Linked DNA regions of Mus musculus: region 2 is linked to region 1. Evidence: chromatin contacts called from ENCODE Hi-C or POLR2A ChIA-PET data. All regions are on one chromosome and are shown on one strand. Each heading gives the region's core, a stretch centred on a gene start or an enhancer-like site at or near the end of the contact. The rest is flanking DNA. Distances are from core to core; before and after follow the strand shown.

Region 1 (6,034 bases), core at 2,328-4,827:
AAGCTGTCTGGTGCTGGGTGGGATGCGCGGTGCGGGTGAGGAGAGTGTGCCTCAGTGCTGTCAGAGGCTGCTGCATCTTATTTGGGAAATGAGACAAAAATCTCTCTGTGATCAGCCACTCCATGTGACATCCCAACCCACACTCTGCTACTGACATTTTATCTCCCACTGAACAGCCCGGCTGGTGTAACATTTTCAGGATTCTTAATTTATGTCTTGCAGGATCTAAAATCAGAAGGCAGGGATTTTAAGAAAATAAGCAGTGTTGACAGGCACCTTTATACTTCAAGTAGCTGCCACACCTGGATGCCGCTAGACACTGGGCAGCACTCTCTCCTACCTCTTCCAAAATATGCCTGGAAGACAGGATGAAGATGGGAGCTGTCCTAAGCCGTTCACTTTTCTTATTCCGTATAAACCTAGGAAAAACCTTTCCTTACAACCAGTATATGTTAGCAAGTTGTTGCTGCCTCCTCCTCTCCCTCCTCTTCCTCCTCCTCCTTTTCCCCTCCCCCTCCCCTCCTCCTTCTCCTCCTCTTCCTCTCCCTTCTCCTCCTCTTCTTCTTGGTTCTCAACCTGTGGACCTGTGGGTTGCCTGGGGGGGAGGTCGCATATCAGATACCCTGCATATCAGGTATTTACATTTCAATTCATAACAGTAGCAAAATTACAGTTATGAAGTAGCAATGAAATTAATTTTGTGGTTGGGGGTCACCACAGCACGAGGAACTGTACTAAAGGGTCACAGCATTAGGGAGGTTGAGAACCACTGACTTAGAATAACTGAGATCTAAGTAACCATGCTGTCTTAGTTAGGGTTTTACTTCTGTAAACAGATACCATAATCAAGGCAACTCTTATAAGGACAATATTTAATTGGGTCTGGCTTACAGGTTCAGAGGTTTAGTCCATTATCATCAAGGTGGGGGCATGGCAGCATCCAGGCAGGCATGGTGCAGGAGGAGCTTAGAGTTCTACGTCTTCATCTGAAGACTGCTAGTGGAAAACTCACTTTCAGGCAACTAGGATGAGGGTCTTAAAGCCCACATCCACAGTGACACACCTACTCCAACAAGGCCACACCTCCTAATAGTGCCCCTCTCTAGCCCAAGCATAGACACACTGTCACACAAGTTAATTGATCTTCTTGTCTATAGCCAAGTTCTGTTGAGACCCGAAAGGACAAAGCAGCTTAGGTCATGAACTTTACATAAGCTTTATAGTCTCCTGAATGGTTGAGTCTCTGATCGTGAGTAAAGGAGACGGGGTAACGATGGCTACCCCTCCATTGAAGAGGGAATGAGGTTTCACAAAGGGCCATCATCAGGCTTAAATCATTCAGCTGCAGAGAAACTAGAACTCAAACAGAAATTGTGATTTTTTTAAATTTCTTTTCTTTGTGTTACATCATACCATGCCTTTGTAAAGGTATCACCCTGGCTAGACTTATGTCAACTTGACACACAAACTAGTGTTATCTGAAAGGAGGGAACCTCAATTGAGAAAATGCCTTCATAAACTCTGGCTGTAGGGCATTTTCTTAACTAGTGATTGATGTGGGAAGACCCAGCCCATTATGGGTGGTGCCATCCCTGGGCTGTTGGTCTTGTGTTCTATAAGAAAGCAGGCTGAGCAGGCCAGAGAAAGCAAGCCTGTAAGATCTGCCCCTTCATGGCCTCTGCATCAGCTTTGGCCTCCAGGTTCCTGCCCTACTTGACTCCCTGTCTTGACTTCCTTTGGTGATGAACGGCAATGTGGAAGTGTAGGCTGCATAAACCCTTTCCTCCTCAATTTGCTTTTTGGTCATGGTGTTGGTTGCAGCAACTAAGCCTGGGTGGACAGTAAGGTTGGATTACTCATCATTAGAAGCTGCTGGAATCTTTGCTGTTCAGGGTATTTGAGGTGCTGAAGACAAAGGCAGGATGCTAATTCACACCCTTGCTCTAGAGTGCTCAGCCTTGAGTCTTTTCTTCTTATTCTTTAAAGATTTATTTACTTATTATATGTAAGTACACTGTATCTGTCTTCAGATCCTCCAGAAGAGGGTGTCAATCCCATTCTGGACGGTTGTGAGCCACCATGTGGCTGCTGGGATTTGAACTCAGGACCTTTGGAAGAGCAGTCAGTGCTCTTAAAACCGCTGAGCTCTCTCTCCAGCCCTGGATTTATATCTATTTATCTGTACTCTTGAGCCTGGTGCCTGACTCTGCCACTAATTGCTGTCCTCAGCAAGTCGCTCCGTTCTTCTGTGCTGTAAAATAGAGATGGTCATAGTACCAATTCTCGGGTTGTGGGGGTTCAATGCATTTAGAGAAAATACTATGTTAAGCTTGGCATCATCAGCTATTCATTACCAACTTACATTTAAAATATAGTATGCATAAATCTATAATGTGTGTGCAAAAACCTCTGGTTAAATGATAGGACTAAAAACTTGTTCCTGGAGGTTAGGAAGCCGGCACACTCTGTTTATGCAGTATTCGACTCAGAGTGGAAGCTTAAGTCACACTGCATGGTGCGGCAGAGTATAACCATAACCAGGAAGCTGTAACTGCGCATCATTCAAGCAGAAGGTAGAGATTTCACAAGTGTTCCCAGTCACCTCCCCTGCATACGTTTATCTCAAAGAACAGGGCCTAGGAAGAGATGAGCAACCAAATGAATGCTGACAAAATCTCACTCTCAAAAGCGCAAGATGCACACACAGGTGCTTTAAGTTTACGTCTACACAAAGCCTATAGATTCTTCCCTCTTCTTCTCCCCTCTCTCTCTTTCCTTCTCCCCTCTTTCCTTCCCTCTTCTTCCCTCTTTTCTCCCTTCCCTCTCTTTCCTTTCTTCCCTCTCTCCCCTTCCTCTTTCTTTTCTCTCCTCCTTCCCTCTTTTCTTCCCTCTTTCCTCTCTCTCCCTCACCTCTTTTTCCTCTTCCCCTCTACCCCTTCTTTCCTTTCTTCCTCTCACCATCTCCCTCCTTGATCTCTCTTCTCTTTTCTCCCCTTTCCTCTTCTCTCTCCTATCTCCTTCTCTCCCACTCTCTTTCCTTTCCTGTCACTTTTCCCGGCATTGAGACAGGATTTTGCTTACAGGCGATGCACTCACGGCTCCAAAGAGCTGTTCTTGTCATAACTGAGGTGAAATTCCTAACAACCCTTGGTACATTAAGACCCCTCAACAGATACTAATAACCCTGAAATGGGGCGGGACCTGGGCCTGACGAGACCCCACCCACGTCCTGGGCCCGCCCCCGCTCTAGGCCCCGCCCAGAACTCGCTCTGACCGACTGTGTCGCTCTCAGCCGCCCTCTTTGTCCACAGGACGCTTGCGCACCTGTCAAGGCGCCTTGGCACTGCCCACATCCAAGTGAGTGGTACAGAGAAGCCTGAGTTTTCGGGAAGCCTGAACACAGCCTCTTTCCATGTCTTTTAGAGTTTGTTTTCGTTTCTAGGTCTTGAGAAAGCGCGGTTTTTTCCCCCCGACGTTGCGTAGGAGGCTATGTTTTAAGTCAGGCGTTCTCTAGACAGTCCGCATTTTGGATTAAGGTCCTTGCGCTGAGCTTTGGGCGGGCCTAAGGGGAAGCCGGGTCCTTTTCTAGGGCGGTCGCACAGGCAGCGGCGGTGCGAAGCGGGCCTCCGCCAACATGTACTACAAGTTTAGCAGTTTCACGCAGAAGTTGGCTGGAGCTTGGGCTTCGGAAGCCTACACCCCGCAGGTACACTTTTGCCGCGTCGCCTTGGGCCGGAGAACAGCAGCCCGAGGCAGGCAGTTGCGAGGTTCGAGCCGTGAAGGGTTTCTGCCGGCCGACCGGTCCGGCTTGCTGGTGTCCCCTGGTGTCCTTAACCACGCAGGCTTGGAGCGGTCGCCGAGGTTTCTGGGTGTGTGCTGCACCCTAGGCGAGGTTTGCATGGCACTGAACTCAGGTCTGATACCTTGCGGGGGTCAAGGTGACCCCTGGGGTGGTTGCTTGTTTAAGGTGGATTTCCCGTAGAATCTGTGAAGGATTGCAGAAGGTGACATAACTGTGTTTGGGTTTCTGCTCTCTCTGGTTGAGGTGGCCTTTGTGACTTCCTCTTGTTACTGGCCCTGTCACAGCCCAGAAAGCAGCTTTACCCAGCTACCAAATGGAAGACTGGGAGGGCGGATTTGAGAAGCTCGCTCATAAGGCATGGGAATATATATATGTGTATACATACATACATACATACATACTGGGGAAAGCATCGGAAGTGACACCCAACGAGGTTTATGCTTTTGCTAGTTTTAAAGTGGCAGACGGTGACCGTTGACTACTGGGCAATCTGACATTATCCAGGTTCCAGTTAGATCCTATCAATGGCGTTCCCATCTCCAATCTCAGTGTTGTGAAAATGTGGTATTTTAGAGTTCCACTTAATACTGGGTTAGTACTGAATTTAGCAGCCTTAATCTAGTGACCTTGACTGCCCCTTCTAATTCGGGGCAGCATTAACTTGGGTTAAATGTGATGTGTCGAGTGAGCAGATTTTCTGGCAGATGGTTGGTGCTGGATAAATGCTATATATTCTCCTGAACTGAATCACTGCTCAGCATAGTTCGAGAAGCCTTGGTGGGACACGAAGCTGAAAAACCTTGAATAGTAAGTGACCTGTATGGGCTGTAAAAGAGATTGTCATTACTGCCTCTTTTCTACCCCTATGGGACACTCCATCTTAAGGGACAGTGTTTAAGTATGATTTCATTACAAGAGTAGATGTGCTTTCAGGAGAGAGGAGGCCAAGAAGGGTCGTATGGGAGGTTGAGGAGGAAAAGTCTCAAGAGTGTTTAGGTGTTCAGTGTCTAGTGCTGTGTTGTGTCTGGTAGCTGCTGAGGTTTTATGAATGTGGTGCTTAACAGACATGGCTGCTAGTAGGCTCTTTGCTGCTGGAGAGATCATAAAAAGAGAGAGAGAGAGAGACACCATCGTTCTGTTACAGAAATGTGGAAGGAAATGAGGAAAATTCACTCAAAGAACAGTCCAGTGTTAGAGGTGAGCAAGTGTGGTGTCAGTGGAACCCAGTGTAATGAGTTGTAAGGAAAGAACTGCCAGTATGTTGACTGATTTCTTGACAGACGATGTAGGTAAATGGCTGATTGCATTGTATCATCATCTATAGTGTATTTTCAGTGCATAGAGATGGTATGTTACTTTAGGCAAGGTTTGGCATACTTATGCCATGTGACGCACTCCTTTGTTAGTACCCAGACCATAAATTATACCACCTGCAGGAAGGTCTCTCAAACTCGCATTAAAACCCCTGTCTGCCTTCCTGTTTTGACATTTATCAGTTATAAATAGTTCTGCCTGTTTTTGAACCCCTGTAAACCCCACAGAAACTTCACTTTTGAGGTTCCTTCATGTTACAGCGTATGAGTTGTTTCATCAAAAATGTCACAGTTTCTTTTGTGGTGGTTGTAGATGTGCTTTTTATATTTTATTTTATTTTTTATGTATATGAGTGTTTTGTTTGCATGCATGCCTGTGCGCTTCATGCATGCTTAGGCCTGCAGAAGGAGGTTCCAAATCTCCTGGAACTGGAATTACAGACAGTTGTGAGCCACTGTGTGGGTAGAGGGGATTAAACTTGAGTCCTCTCCGAAGAGCAGCCAGTGCTCTTAACCTGCTGCACCGTTTCTCTAGTTTCTATAGATGTTTCTAGTGGAGATGAAGCAAAGGGTAAGCTTTGTTGTTTAGAAGGAGAAAGTAGAAATTTGATTAAGTGACATTGAAGTAAAATTGATACTCAGAGTAGGAATTGCCTAACAAGGCCCTTTACATCATCGACAGGACTTTCAGGATGAGGTGTTTGTGTGCTTGCTTGGTTGGCTTCCTTGAATTCGATTTCATCCTAATGCCAGAATTCCTTTCTTTCTCTTTCTCTCTTTCCTTTTCTTTTTTAAAGATTTTATCTTTTATTTATTTTATGTATGAGTACACTGTCACTGTCTTCAGACACACCAGAAAGGGCATCTGGTCCCATAACAGATGGTTGTGATTTACCGTGTGGTTGCTGGGGATTGAACT
Region 2 (6,034 bases), core at 1,869-4,368, 190 kb before region 1:
ACCTAGTGCCAGAATTAAAGAAAGGTGTGTGCTCTGGCCAGCTCATTTTCTTTTCCTTTCATTTTTGAGTTCTGTCTCTCTTGCTAGCTTGGAACTCTCCAAGTAGGAGAGCCTGGTTGGCTGGTGCGGAAGCCCCAGGGCAGGATTATCAGCCTGAGCCACTAAACCGGTTTTTCTTTCAGATTCTGGGAATTGAACTCAAGTCCTCATGCTTGCAAGTCATCTCCTCAGCCTCTCATTTTGTTTTTTTAAGACAGTCTCAGTGATACAACGCAGGACAAACTCAAACTAGGTATCAGGTGCCTGTCACGCCGCCGACTCATTTTACAATTTTGTGTGTTGTGGGGAGGGGTGGAGGCTGAGACTGGCTGACACTGGGCTGCCATGCCCCTGACTCTAGGCATGAACCACCACGCCCAAATTAGATTCTTCCTTCTAAAGCTCGAGGAGGAATATACTCATTCACTAGCAGATGTGAAACAGCGCTTGGGAAACTGAGGCAGGAGGATTGAGATTTTTTTGGAAGTCATTGTAAGCCTAGCTCAAACAAACATGCCTAATGTTTAAATATGAAACATGCCTACAGTCTTAAATATGAACAGAAGTCAAGTTACACACAACTGGCCTGATCTTCAAGGTTCAAAGCAATCTGAAGAAACAAACGTAACATGGGTCAAAAATCTTTATAAGAAGCCAACAAATATTCAGATGCCTGCAGAACTCTGTAATTAGCCTGGAACTGAAAGTAAAAATCACCTCTCGGGCCCTTTACCCAGTAACCCTTAAAGGGGAAGCGCTTCGGTGTTGGCCAGGTGATGCCACACTGCTCACTCACCTTGTTGAGCTCCTCTATCCGTCTGATGAGGTACGGGTTGCTGGAGGAATTCTCAAAATAAACGTAGTCTGCAAACAAAAAACGCACAGGTCTTTTCAACCAAGAGCTCACATTTGACAGCTCAGAGCCCTTTTCTTGTTTTTGTTTATTTTCCGTTTTGTTTTAGACAGGGTCACATGAGATAGCTCGGCATGTCTCAGAGAGCTTGCCTTGTTCACCAGACTGGCCTCAAACTCACAGCAGAGACCTGCCTGCCTCTGCCCAGGACTGGAGAGCTGGGATTAAAGGTGAGCCACCATCTCTTGGGCTACAATTCCCTATGCGTTAGGAAGTAGGCAAGCCACTGTAAGGCAGCCTCTGTAAGCGGTTCCAAGTTTATCACCGTCCTAGAATTCCCACCCCTGACGAAGTAGCCCAAGCTCATCTAGAACTAACTCAACATCCCCCAGCCTCACACACTCAAGTGGAGATTAGTGGTATGTACCACGTACCACATCCTGCTTACATTTCATTTTCTTTTTGAAAATAGCAGTCCGGGCTGGCAAGAACTGGTGAAGTAATTGAGACTGGCCTTCAACTCCTAAGCCTCCTGGCCCAACACTTACAGGCTGAATTTACTGGCATGTGCCACAGTGGTCACCCTTGAATTAATTATTTAATTTAAAAAAAAAAACAAAAAAAAGCATGGCTTGCTGTAATTGGGGGGAGTGGGACACAAAGGCAGGAGAATCACAAAGCAGAGGCCAGCCTCGTGCTACATAGCAAGACTTTGCCTCAAACAACAACAAAAAGCACAGGTCTTAAATCCCAGCACCTATGGAGCAGAGGCAAGCAGATCTCTGTGAGGCCAGCCTGGTCTAGGACTGAATCCTAGGGCATCTAGGCCTAAGTAGACACCTTGCCTCAAACAACCAAACAACCCCACCACAACATGATAGGCAAACCCCTTCATCACTATGTATCAGAGCTCATCAACGCAGCCTCCCACTAGCGCCTCATCCCTCCAATCCAACCAGCCCTCAACAACGATTCTTACATAAAAGTGTTGACCTGAGACAAATCAGGAGAAAAAGAAAGGCTTAACAGCCCAAATTCATTTCAAACATCAACTTAAAAAAAAAAATCGGCAGGCAGAATGTGTAAGGGCAAGCAGGTATCAAACTTTTCCTTGCTCTACCTGGGATGGTGAGGAATAGGGGCTGGGTGTTGGGTTGTTTTTTTTCCCCCCTTTTTTTATATTTGATTCAACTCCATTTAGACCCTTCTTATAAAGAAACCATGGCAAGTTTTCAACCAAAGGTACAGGATTTTTCCTCTACAGAGTGGCTGGAAACTTCCCACTATGTGTTTACCTGAGAGACTAGACTGCACAGTCACGGTCTACCTAGGCGGCTCTCTCCCAGCCCTCTGCTGCTAAGTGGCCTCATTTAGCCAGGCCATTCCCCCACCATCATCCATCAGGAGCTCGGCTAATGAGCAAAGACGGAAGAGCAAGTCTCACTCACAAACACGCCACTTATCTGAATTATTATTTTACCAGGAAGGAGGGAGGGAGGGCGTCGTGAGCAGGGAAAGTTTGTTTGACCTTATTTCTCTCTCTTCTGCAGAAGGCTGGAAAGACAGACAGCAGAGCCAACGTCCAGGCTGAGCTCTACTCCCTACCTGGGGCTGCGGCTCCCTGGCCCCACACACAGCCCCACTCTCAGGGGGACTGAACGGGAAACCGAAGGGAATGGGGGGTGAAGCAGCGACGGTGCAGGGCCCGGGCTCTGCAAACAGGCCTGTCGAGCTCTGCCCCCCACCTGGGCCACCATCGTCCCCAGCCCACGCTAACACCGAGGCAGAAGCCGGGGTTTGGGGTGAGGGGTGCTCAAGCCCCCCTCCCTCGTGCCCAAAAGCCACGCGAGGGAAAGACCACTCAGCTAGGGGGCTTGCAGGGGCTCTGTCCCTTTGGGGCGTTCGTAAAGGGGGTGTCCGATGCGTGTCCCCAGAAGAGGCCTGGCCCCGAGACGCCGGGCAGGAGCGGTGGGGGAGGGGAGTGGGGGTGGGGATCCCCCTGCGCCCCGCCCGCGGCGCCCTCAGCCCCGGGCTCCCGGGCTGCTGGCAGTAAGCGTGCGCTGCCCGGACCCCCGCTCCCACCGCCCGCTCCCCGACGGGCCGGGAAGGGCCGAGCCTTCCTACCTCCGACCCGGTACATGTTGGCCGCCATGTCCGCCCGCCCGCCCGCGGAGCCCGAGCCGAGCCCCGCCCGCCGCCGCCGCCTCAGCCTCGACCGCCGCCGCTGCCGCCGCCGCCGCCGCCTCGCCACGGGGGAGGGGGAGGGACGGGGAGGGGACACCGAGGGAGGGGGCTGTGCCCGCCCCCAGCGCCGGCAGAGCGACGCCGAGCGGGCCCGGGAGGCCGGAGCACGGCGGGAACGGGGCGGCGGGCTGCGGGGGGCCGAAGACCCCAGGGGCCACCCGCACTAGCCTCGGGGTAGCACACCAGGGTCAGGGGCTGTGGAAGAACCAGGGTGGGGACAGAGGTTCAGCCACTCCGAGCGTCTCTCTCGCCCGCGTCACCTGTCCACCTTGGGACAGGTTCTCCTTTCCTGCTTCTGTTCCCCAGGGACACCCCTCTATGTGTGACCTCAAGCACACGAACGCCCTTCTGGGTACAACTCTCCGATGCAGCCAATGCAAGCGACAGATGCTTGTTTGCGTCCCTCCCTCGTGGTGAGAGGACGTTTGGTGGCTTTAGAGCCTACAGGCCCTGGGGCCAAGAAGACCCTACGTACTTGCAGCTTGCTCAAGTCTGAGACCCAGCTATGAAAAGAACTGGAAGCTGACTTTCTCACCCCGACCACACTGGCAGGTCAGTCGTGGCTGTGCCAAAACTGGGCTGAACAAAACCGACCCCCCCCCCCACACACACACACACACACACACATCCTCTAGCCCTGCCTCTAAACAGGCTTTGTGTACAGCGTGTGCTTTGACCAGGGGAGGCCTTCAGCACAAGAGGGCTTCCTTTGCCGGTAGAAGAACAGGGTTTCCACAATCCGCAGTTTTCCCCCCATCAAAAGGAGGAGGTCGTGTCTAACAGCTTGGGGTTGCTGGTCAGCTAACTAGTTTTATGTCAAAAAGCACGTCCTCGCCCCAATCCCCGTTTTTGGTTTTTTGGTTTTTTTTTTTTTTTGCATTAATGGGGATTGAAGCCAGGTCTTTGCACAGGCTAGTCATTTAACTATAGAACTAACTTTTCATGTTTGTTGGTTTGTTTTTAAATTCTTAATACACTTATTTACTTATCTATCCATCCATGCATCTATTTATCTATCTATCATGTGAGGGCATGAATGCTATGAGATATATATGTATAGGTCTATCATAGGAGTAGAGATTGAACTCAGATAGTCAGGCCTGGCTATACTGAGCTACCTCACCAACATTACTTGTTTTAATACGGGTCTCAGTTCAGGCTGGCTCTTGTAGCCTCCTGCCTCAGCCTCCTGAGTGCTGGGTTATATTACAGGTGTAGGATCACTTGTCCCATCAGAAAGCTCTTAAGTGGCTAGTTTTCCCATGCTGAGTAGCTATAGATCCCTTTTCACGTTCCTCACACCCTCTATGAGGTTTTGAATATAGATGGTCCTCATAGTACTAAACACCTGTAACCCTAGTATTCCATAGGCAAAGGCTGGAGGCGCTCCAGTTTGTGGCCAGCTTGGGATACAGAGCGAGATCTTCCTGACTGACTCTCCCCAATGAACACATAACTTCTTTTAGGAAAGCCAAGGCATTCCAAACTACACCCAGGCCTTGTTGCACAATAAACATTGGCCTAGTATTGTGGGTTGGAGTGCCTGGTGATGCTGATTTAAAGGGCTGTGCCAAAGTAGGAGTTGTCCCGGGAAAAGAAGACTGCATTTTGGTTGAAGCTCCTCTAGCATCCAATATTGAGAATAGCAGGTGTCTGTCGATTCTTTTGTACTCTGGAAAGCCTCAGATTCGCTGGTAGCTTGCAAACTGTGAGTCCTCAGCCCTTCTGGCCCAGGGAAGAAAACAAAAGAGCTCTGGTATGCTGACAGTATAGCTGTTATTTATCATTTATCATAACTCTTTTACTGGGGATCCTACCGAAAATATAATGTGACTTATCTGAAACCACTCTCCATTTCTAAACTGACACACATCAGCTGATAGTTCACCTGGAATAGTATTCCGGCATCAGAACTAATCCCTCTGGCCCAAACAGCATGAACCGCAAAGTCTGTCTTCTACTAAGAATGCCGCCTGAAAATTCAAAGAAATGGATCATAAGTTTTAGAAGGCTTTCTCATTATTTTTAAGTAATAAATATGAACAAGAGTAGGGCTGGAGGTGCATAGGAGATGGCTCAGCAGGTAAACATGCTTGCTGACAAGTTCGACCCCTGGAACAAATACATTGGAAAGAGAAAATTAATTCCCAAAAGTTGTCCACAGAGCCCCACATGTACATCATGGACTTCATACATGCACAGATAAACATGCCCATCATAAACTTCATACATGCACACATACACACATGCCCATCATAGACTTCACACATGCACACATACACACATACACACATGCCCATTATAGCCTACATACATGCACACATACACACTAAGTTTTTCTTAAAGTCCAGTTGGGGGGTAGAGGCAGGAATAGCAGGAGTTCAAGATTATCCTAAACTGCACGGGGAATTTGAGGTTAGCCTGAGCTCCATGGCTGGGTTATAGCTGACTAAGATGTGACTAGATCCTACCATACCTGAAGCTCTGGGTTAGAGGCCCACCAGAAAATAAGTCAAGAATGATAGCCTATGCTTCTAAACCCAATCCTTGGGTTGAAAGTGAAGGTAGGAAGACGGCAGGAAGGAGAAACTCAAGTTTTCCTCAGCTACACAATTTCATGACGCCATCCTAGACTACATGAGAGTCCATCTCAAAAGCAAAATAATAAGTAAAAAAAAAAAATCCTTCCTCAAAGTATTTCTGTATTCTTATTACTTCCTTATCTGCTCTTCCCATTTCCTCAGGTTTTTTGAGGTCTCTATACTTACCACAACAGGTATGTGAAAAGTGCTAAGAACATTTCCCACACCTGTCCACACTCAGCTTTTCTCCAGTCATAGCCTGGAGCCCCCATTAAAGACTTAGACCTGGGTCAGAACAGGAAGTAATGGTGGTGGC

Evidence for each region. A loop is a pair of places that touch in the nucleus more often than their neighbours do. ChIA-PET counts read pairs that join two places held with the same protein, here RNA polymerase II (POLR2A).
Region 2: a loop to region 1 is called in a map of heart, with 2.2 times the contacts of the local background. The contact joins the promoter of Mta3 here to the promoter of Cox7a2l in region 1. A Hi-C loop is called at or near these places in 1 of 37 maps with a recorded cell type or tissue (heart). POLR2A ChIA-PET finds 5 or more read pairs at or near these places in 2 of 5 experiments (Patski and embryonic stem cell).

The regions. Positions count from the first base shown.
Region 1 is chr17:83,511,876-83,517,909 of GRCm38, reverse strand. Cox7a2l (cytochrome c oxidase subunit 7A2 like) reads left to right here and starts at 3,577. Exons shown (of 3, transcript NM_009187.3): 1 at 3,577-3,706. The coding sequence starts at 3,635.
Region 2 is chr17:83,703,268-83,709,301 of GRCm38, reverse strand. It overlaps Mta3 (metastasis associated 3), which reads right to left and starts at 3,118. Exons shown (of 17, transcript NM_001379391.1): 1 at 3,017-3,118; 2 at 836-903. The coding sequence starts at 3,044.